Regions from separate parts of the Homo sapiens genome. Here region 1 is linked to region 2. A link is an interaction called in ENCODE POLR2A ChIA-PET data of the cell type or tissue named here. Cell type or tissue: CD4-positive, alpha-beta T cell. All regions are shown on one strand.

What was found. ChIA-PET counts read pairs that join two places held together with the same protein. Peaks named below come from ENCODE experiments on the same cell type or tissue, not always from the same donor. Only the 100,000 strongest peaks of a DNase experiment are listed, where the experiment ranks them.
Region 1: POLR2A ChIA-PET joins it to region 2 with 5 read pairs; 1 of 35 experiments calls an interaction of 5 or more read pairs at or near these places.

What each region holds. Positions count from the first base shown.
Region 1 is chr3:56,591,384-56,595,383 of GRCh38, forward strand. CCDC66 (coiled-coil domain containing 66) reads left to right here. Exons shown (of 18, transcript NM_001141947.3): 8 at 1,587-1,718; 9 at 2,108-2,358; 10 at 2,561-2,645. Among named protein-coding and RNA genes, the nearest start is that of CCDC66, 36 kb to the left of the region's middle. In CD4-positive, alpha-beta T cell, no CTCF peak of the experiment used is centred here; a DNase peak (open chromatin) is centred at 2,278; H3K4me3 peaks cover 875 bases; H3K27ac peaks cover 3,463 bases.
Region 2 is chr3:56,781,623-56,785,622 of GRCh38, forward strand. All of the region lies in intron 1 of ARHGEF3 (Rho guanine nucleotide exchange factor 3), which reads right to left. Among named protein-coding and RNA genes, the nearest start is that of ARHGEF3, 18 kb to the right of the region's middle. RefSeq lists an enhancer at 2,182-2,581. In CD4-positive, alpha-beta T cell, no CTCF peak of the experiment used is centred here; DNase peaks (open chromatin) are centred at 1,399 and 2,429; H3K4me3 peaks cover 1,954 bases; H3K27ac peaks cover 4,000 bases.

The sequences.
Region 1 (4,000 bases), 190 kb before region 2:
AAACAAATATACAGCATCCACTCTTTTAGCTTCCCTGGGTCACACTGCAAGAAGAAAAACGGTCTTGGGCAACAGATGAAATAAACTAACACTGTGATAGCTGATAAACTTAAAAAAAATTGCAAAACACTTTCATAATGTTTTAAGGAAGTTTACAAATTTGTGTTGGGCCACATTCAAAGCTGTCTTGGGCCACAGGTTGGACAATGCTCGTTTTTCTTTTCCCATTTTGACCTCTAAAACATTTCTTGAGGTATAAAAATTGTTAAATCTTTTACCTAAAGATAATGTTCCTTTTGAAGTGATTGTTTTAGACTTAAATAAGTTGGATGGTTTTTAATCTGGTTAGAATGTAGGAGGACCTGAGATAGAAGGATCTTTACTTTTTGTATAAATATTTCTTCTGATCAAAACAGTGAGTTGTAAACTATGAGCTTTGTGATCTTTTCTGGTAAAAACAAGGGAAGAAAGTAACATTGTGAGGTATATCGTCATTGTAGGATTCTGTCAAACAGTTTTTCTTAATTATGTCTTGTAGTTATTTCATGTAATGAAATGTTTTGTTGTTTGCCTGTTGCATTTCAGAAGAATTTGAGTAGAATATATTTTTTTCCTTTTTTAAAAGAGTATCCTAAACTCATCAATTAAAGTGGCAGCAAACTTTTATGCTACTGTTTTCATTTTTTACTTTTTCCTTAAGATTCAAAGACTCGTTCTGGACACAGTATATTTTTGTTATTGAAACATCATAGGCTGTGATAGAGCTGTAGTAGCAGAAACCTAGAAGACAGAGGTTCTCCTAGAGAGAGACATGATTCAATAGGGAAAGTCTCTTGCTCTCACACATCTTTCTATATTCTCCTTGTTCTTGGTCCAAAGACAATATTCCAAATGTTGTATTCCAAAGCCAAATGTAAAACAATATTCATCTGTTTTAAATTAATAACTCTTTCAGCCTCTAAAAGAGACTTAGAATTTTGAAAAACAATATTTTTGAGACAGGGTCTCACTCTGTTGCCCATGCTGGAGTGCAGTGGCATGATTTCAGCTCACTACAACCTCCACCTCCCGGGTTCAAGTGATTTGTGTCTCAGCCTCTCAAGTAGCTGGGATTACAGACATGCACCACCACAGCTGGCTAATTTTTTTTTTTTTTTTCAGTAGAGATGAGATTTTGCCATGTTGGCCAGGGGCTGGCCTTGAACTCCTGGGCTCAAGTGATCTGCCCATGTCAGCCTCCCAACATGCTGGGATTATAGTCATGAGCTGCTGCATCCAGCTGAATTTTGAAAGTCTTTTAATTGTTTTGGAGAAAGAATTTTCTGTTTTTCATTAGAAAATTCCCTTCCCTTACACTTAGATATCTTATTATATATCTCTGATCTAGTATATTTAAAATATGATTCTGAGAATCAGAATATATCTACTTAATTCTTTGAATTCAAATTCGTTTGAAGTTATTGCTCCTCTTACAGATAAATGCCTCAGTGGATTAAATCTGTATGTTACTTTGGCAAGATTTGCACATATTAAGTGATTAGAAAAAGAGAACTGAACTTTAGATGGCTTTTATGGCTGTTGTTTAGGAAACAGTACTGCTGGAGCACCCTTTCAGTGCTGTGAAACAAGAACTGCAAAGAAAATGGATTGAAGAGTTGAATAAGCAAATAGAAGATGACCGTCAAAGAAAAATAGAGGAAAAAATTATATATTCAAAGGTAACTTATGAGGTTTTGTGGCTATAAAAGAAAAAATAAAATCAAAGTCTTTAATCAATTAAAACTAGAAGTATTCTGAAACTCTTGACAAGACCAGAATATTCCATTTATTCCACATTTGCCCATGTGAACCTGTTTCATTGAATGCATTATGTGATGTTGCATAGCTTCTTACAACTTTTTAGAAATTTCCTAATTCTTTGAATTTCTCAAATTTTCAAAGCTAGTGATCTATATGTATAAGGACTCTAAACAGTACAGTCTTGTTAATTTTTATGATGCTTATTCTGCTCTAAGGTGACTTTTAGAAATCATCTTTGGTTGTCATTTAGAATTATATATGAGAATAATTGGAAAAATTCTTAGCAATTCTTATTTGTCATCATTAGGGTGAGGAACATGACAGATGGGCAATGCACTTTGATTCATTAAAGAGTTATCCTGGTTCTCAATCTCAGCTGTTCTCTCAGTCAACACACAAACAACCTGAGTACTTCTGTGTCTCTCCTGACACTCAGGAGCTGGCTGATGTCAGCAGTGTTTGTACACCTACAACCGGAAGCCAGGTTGAACCTTCAGAGGAGGAGCATATAGCAAAACCTATTAAGGATGTGGTTATGGCAAACAGTAAGAAAACAAAGTAAGTTCATGCTTATGTATTTATTGACTTTTCAGAAAGTCTGTGTGCTTTAGTAAGACTGTTGTTATGTCTAATTGGTTTCAGGTTTGGTATTTGTCTTTGAAATAGAAATAATTAGTAGATTTATCCCAAACAAAAATGATTTAGCTTGTTGAATCTACCTTTTTGAGGTTTTGAATAGCTAATGTATGTATCTTGCCAGCTTTCTCCGTTCTATGACTGCTCTCTTGGACCCAGCTCAGATTGAGGAACGAGACAGACGACGACAAAAACAATTAGAGCATCAGGTATTGCATTGTTAAACATTGTTCTTTACCTTAATAAGTAACAGTCATGGTGAACATATACCTAAGTAAATGGAAATTTAAATTCTGATGTAAACTTTACAGCATAGGTCCTGTCCAGTTGTGTCACGAATCCAATCCCTACCACAACTGGCATTGTAATATTAGAATTAGCTTATCAAATGCTACAGCCACCTGCCTTCCAGTACAGAAGGTCTTTAATATATTAAGTTGTATATGTGAATTTGTGTTGTCTTAGGTTAGTACTGGTTTTTTTTTTTTTCATCAATTTATTTCTCCTGAGTTCTGTTTAAGATGAGAATTCATTCTTTGAATAGGGATTGAACTAGAATTATGACTAAGAAATCTAATGCATAATGGCCGGGCACGGTGGCTCACGCCTGTAATCCCAGCACTTTGGGAGGCTGAGTGGGCAGATCACGAGGTCAGGAGATCAAGACCATCCTGTGAATGGTGAAACCCCGTCTCTACTAAAAATACAAAAAATTAGCTGGGCGTGGTGGCAGGCGCCTGTAGTCCCCAGCTACTCGGGAGGCTGAGGTGGGAGAATGGCATGAACCTGGGAGGCAGAGCTTGCAGTGAGCTGAGATTGTGCTACTGCACTCCAGCCTGGGCGACAGAGTGAGACTCCATCTCAAAAAAAAAAAAGAAATCTAATGCATAATATAAGAAAGGAGGCTAAAATTAAAATTAAAACTTCCTGTCCTGATTTTAGCCTAATGCTAAAGGGACTTTAATATCTGCATAATTCTTCAAATCCTTTGATATATGAATTTGGCATCATTAATGTTATGCTTAGTCAGTGAGCAGACATTTGCAGAGCATCTGCTACTTAACAGGCACTATGCTAAGCACTGAGATTATTTCTTCAGTTTTTTTTAATACCATTTCCTCCAGTAGCCCTCCTAGGGTTGAAGAAAAGGCATGTAGAACTTGACAGTACAAATGGGAGATGGGAGAAATGCATTGGAAATTTGACATTTCCACTTCACTTATATAAATAATACTTTCAGTATGCTGATAAAAACTTATTTCTACAGTCACCAAACTAATGCTTCATGGATTTTAAAAATTGATATATAATGTTTTATATATTTATAGGATACATATGATATTTTGTTATATATGTAGAATGCGTAATGATTCAGCCAGAGTATTCTGGTATCTATCACCTTGAGTATTTATCATTTCTGTGTTGGGAACATTTCAAGTTTACTAGCCAATTTGAAATATATAATACATTGTTGCTGACCATAGTCACCTTACTATTGCTATCAAACATTAGAACTTATTCCTTTCATCTAACCATATGTTTGTACCCATTAACCTACCTCTCT
Region 2 (4,000 bases):
TGGTACTTTGTTATAGCAGTCATAAGAAACTAACACAGGTGGTGTCTGCTGGATTTCTCCACTGTAAAGTTAATATTATTCTCTTTGTAACTAACACATAGTTTGGAGGACTTTGTGACTTTGTGCATTCTTCTTAGCCCAATTTAGGGAGTGTTTACTCAGTATGTGCAAAGTGGCCTTAATTGAAGTATACAGGTGTCACTGTTGTGGGGAATGTCTCCCAGCTGAATAGGGAGAATCAGAAGGTTGAGCCACAAAGAGTCAAGAGAGTCAGTGTCAGGTGGAGCTGGCAAGGAAGGAGCAGGTGGGGTGGCTGGAAGGCAGGGCATGGTGCGGTGGACAACACAGGAACGTAGGGCACATATGCAGCACTGAGGAGGCCTTCATAGAGCTGCCTGAGCAAAGGAGGAGTAAGACTGTGGGTACAGAAAGGGGAGCTGCCTTGGAGCTTGCAAATGACTCTTCATCTTATTTTTTTGGAAATAGAAAAAGATAATAATAATGAAATAATTGTTCCTAATTCTAAAATTTCCATTGAAATATTTTTTCTGTTCTTTTTTTCCCCTGGCACAGAGCTAACTGACCTGGTGTCATCTGTTCCCAGAAGATGAAAGACAAATAATGAGGCCCAAATCCCAACGGAAACCTGACTTCATTGATTAGGCCAAATGTGTTTCAGAATTATTGGTTTTTAACCCCCAAGGTGAGAAAAGGTCTTCAAACTCAGAACTATAATTTTCCTCTTGTATGCTTATCAGTGATTTCAACAAAGGGACTGCAAGCTTTGTGGACTTTGACAAACCACCAGGAACTGTTCCGGGAGGCATCCCTGCTATCTTTGTCTTGGCTAATCTCAAACATGGAAGCCACATTCTTGTGTTTGTTTTCTCCGGCCGTGAGTTTGGTTGCCAGTTGCCTCACATTAGGCATCCAAGGGGGATTTGATTTCCTTTTTGATAAAATGGCTCAACTCTTTCCTCCATATTAAGATAAGGTGCTATGAGGAAAAGATCCCAATTTCCTTCTTAAAAAAAAAAAAAAAGCTGGGGTTTGTTTTGTTTTTGTTAATGAGGGAACAGGGACAGCCTGGATAACTAAAATCCACAAAACACCCTGAGTTAGTTCAGTCTCAAACCCAAGCTGCAGACAGGCTTTCGGGCTGCTGGATTGAGACTCCAACAATCTCTTGCCCCGTCTCATGGAAGTGCTAAAGAGCAGATGATGAGAGAAGTCGCAAGAGAGTCTGGGCAAACCCACAAATTAAACCATCAACTCTCAGGTACATAAAACTGAACATATTAATGTTAGAGGGATGACGTTTATTCTCTGTATATCAAGCTCTGTCTGCCTGAGCCAGTCAGCACCAAAAGCAGATTCAGCACCTATGGCTTCTTGGCCAAAGTCTCCCTGTGAGGTGGTTGCTTTCGGGGGAGCCTTGAATAAGGGAGAGGTATAAGGAGGACAGTTGGCAGTTGGCTGAGCTCACACAATGCTGGCAGGAGCCTCTGAAACCATGCTCAGAGGCCCTGCCCAAACCAGCTTCCTATAAAACACAAATTAAAAAAACAGGGGTAGAAAGAAATCACACTTTATGACAATTTCTGTAGTCCTCCTAGCTTCATTTCCTCCTGGCCTCCCCTGTTTCCTTCAAGTCCAAAACACATGGTAGCAAAATACTATAGCTCTCTAGTGTTTGTAATAAACTGCATGGCAAAATGAAGGAAAGGTGGGGGTAGGCGGCAAGCGAGATGGATTTCTTCCGGTACACCCGGGAGAAGCAATTAATTTTACTACAAATTTGGAGAGGGTGAATGTTCATGGCATACCATTTTGTTTCTGAGAGAAGACTCAAGCAAGTCATTACCTTCATTCTTCTTGGTACCACTGAGTTTTTGCCCCCACATTGGAAAAGTAACCTCTCCTACTTGCCTGCCATGGGGAAATTCATTTTTGCTGAGTGAAGGTTTATGGGCTGAAAAAAAGAGCCTTGGGAAATAATTCAGTAAAATACAGGACTCTGAGAGGTGAAGCAGGCAGCAGCCTAGGTTACAAACATAATCTCTAAGCAGAGCCAGTAAAATAAAACAAAACCACTGTTTCAGACGCTGTATTTCTGGCTAAGGTTTCACTCTGCAATAACTTTCAAAGTTACTCGTTTTAGTCAACATTATAAGGGTAAGTCAACATTTGTCCTGGCAGCAAGCCCAAATCTGTTATTTTATTAGTCTGCTACTGGTTAAATTGGCCCAAGATTAAACACATCTAATAAACAGCCCTAAAACATTGAAGTTTAGCAGAAAACCACATTCAATTCTCTTTACACAGGATGTTACTATTACTTAACCTTGGGCAGAGGGAGAACTGCACACCCACACCCCTGTTAAGTTCCTTTTAGCAAACACCAGCCCCCACTGCCTGAAACTCATCTTGGTCATGCCCAGACATGATGCTACAGACCTTCAGAGAAAGAGGAAGCCAAATATTTAGCTCTCTCTGCGGTCCCTGGCTCCACATCTGCCTTCTGAGGCAGAAAGGGCCAGATGCTCAGAGCTGGAGAACTTTAAAGAGTTCAACCTCCTTAAAAATTAGGAGAGTTGCCAGCAGCATCAAGTCTCTGTGGCCCTTATGGGAAGGCCAGCCATGGGCCCGGAGGATGTTTTCTCACATCAGGTTATGCATTTTTGGCAAGAATGCCACAGAAATAACGTGCCTATAATGCCACACCCATCCGCCGGTCTGGAAAATGGGGCTGGACATCCCTGGTTGGATGATGCCAACAAGGCACCCAGAGGTAGAAAAGGTCTCCTGGTCACACAACGAGGCACCCAGAGGTAGAAAAGATCTCCTGGTCACAGCCACGGGGTCCAGAGGACAGTCTCTGTGACTTTGGGGTTCCGGAGTCAGTCATTTCCTACTGACTTCTTGGAAACCTTTGGGTGGAATATATGTTCTGCATTTGTTTATCACTGTAAAAGGGATTCCCTCGCTTCCCCTTGGGTGGGGTTGGAGAAGGAGGAAAAGGATGCCACTGGAGTTCCATTCCTGCTTCTTTAAGGACATTTTCTGGGCTCTCTCAGAGCTTAGGAATAATCTGAATGCCTCTGCAGCAAGTGACAAAGTTCTTATCACTCTGGCCCAAAGAGTGCATTGATTCTTTGCAAAGGATCTAAGGATAAAATATGAGCCAACCTGTCTGGTCAGAGTGCAATACCCTACGACCTTGGGCCCAAAATATAACCTCTATAAGCTAGTTTCCTCTACTGTGAAGTGAAGATGACTCTCCTACCTTCTCACAGAGTTGTTGGGAGGATCACAGGAGACTAGGTGTATAATATGCTTGGCAGACACCCGCCTGTTAGTCCTCAGTAAATATCAGAGTATTGTCCTTATTTCTGTTGTCCTGGGAGAGGCATGGTCTCTCTGCCAGCCTGCGCCCCTGCCCTCTTCTATTCCCTGCAGCACTGGATTTTGCCTTGATCCTTCCAGGGACAAAGCTAGAGTTCCACGTCACCTGCCAGAATCATACCAATAACTGCTCTGGCCACTGAGGCTGCTACGAGACCATGTATTTTGATGCCATATTCCTGCCTTCCTTTTCTTCCTGTGGTTTTATCATCTGTTTAGTCAAGCTCTGGCTGGATACGGCAAAACTAGCGGTGGTCTGGCAGGATTCAAGGCTATATTGGAAGAAAGGAAAGCAGTAAAATCTCAAGATAAGGACCCAAGTCCTAATCTTGGGTCCTTATAGATGGGTCTTGAGGTTTGCATTATCCTCCCACCCGCCCACTGCCACCAACACTGCTGAATTATGGGCTAGAAGAGCTGGTCTCCAGTCTTGCCAGATCCCAATACTGTCTGGAATTAGGCAATGAGAGGAACTCTGGTCATTCAACCCATGTCGGATGTGCAAGGTGAAACTTCACAAAAATAATGTGTAACCAAGAAAGGACCACACAGAACCACAGAAAAGTCCTCTCTCTTTCTCATCCATCTGTCGTTC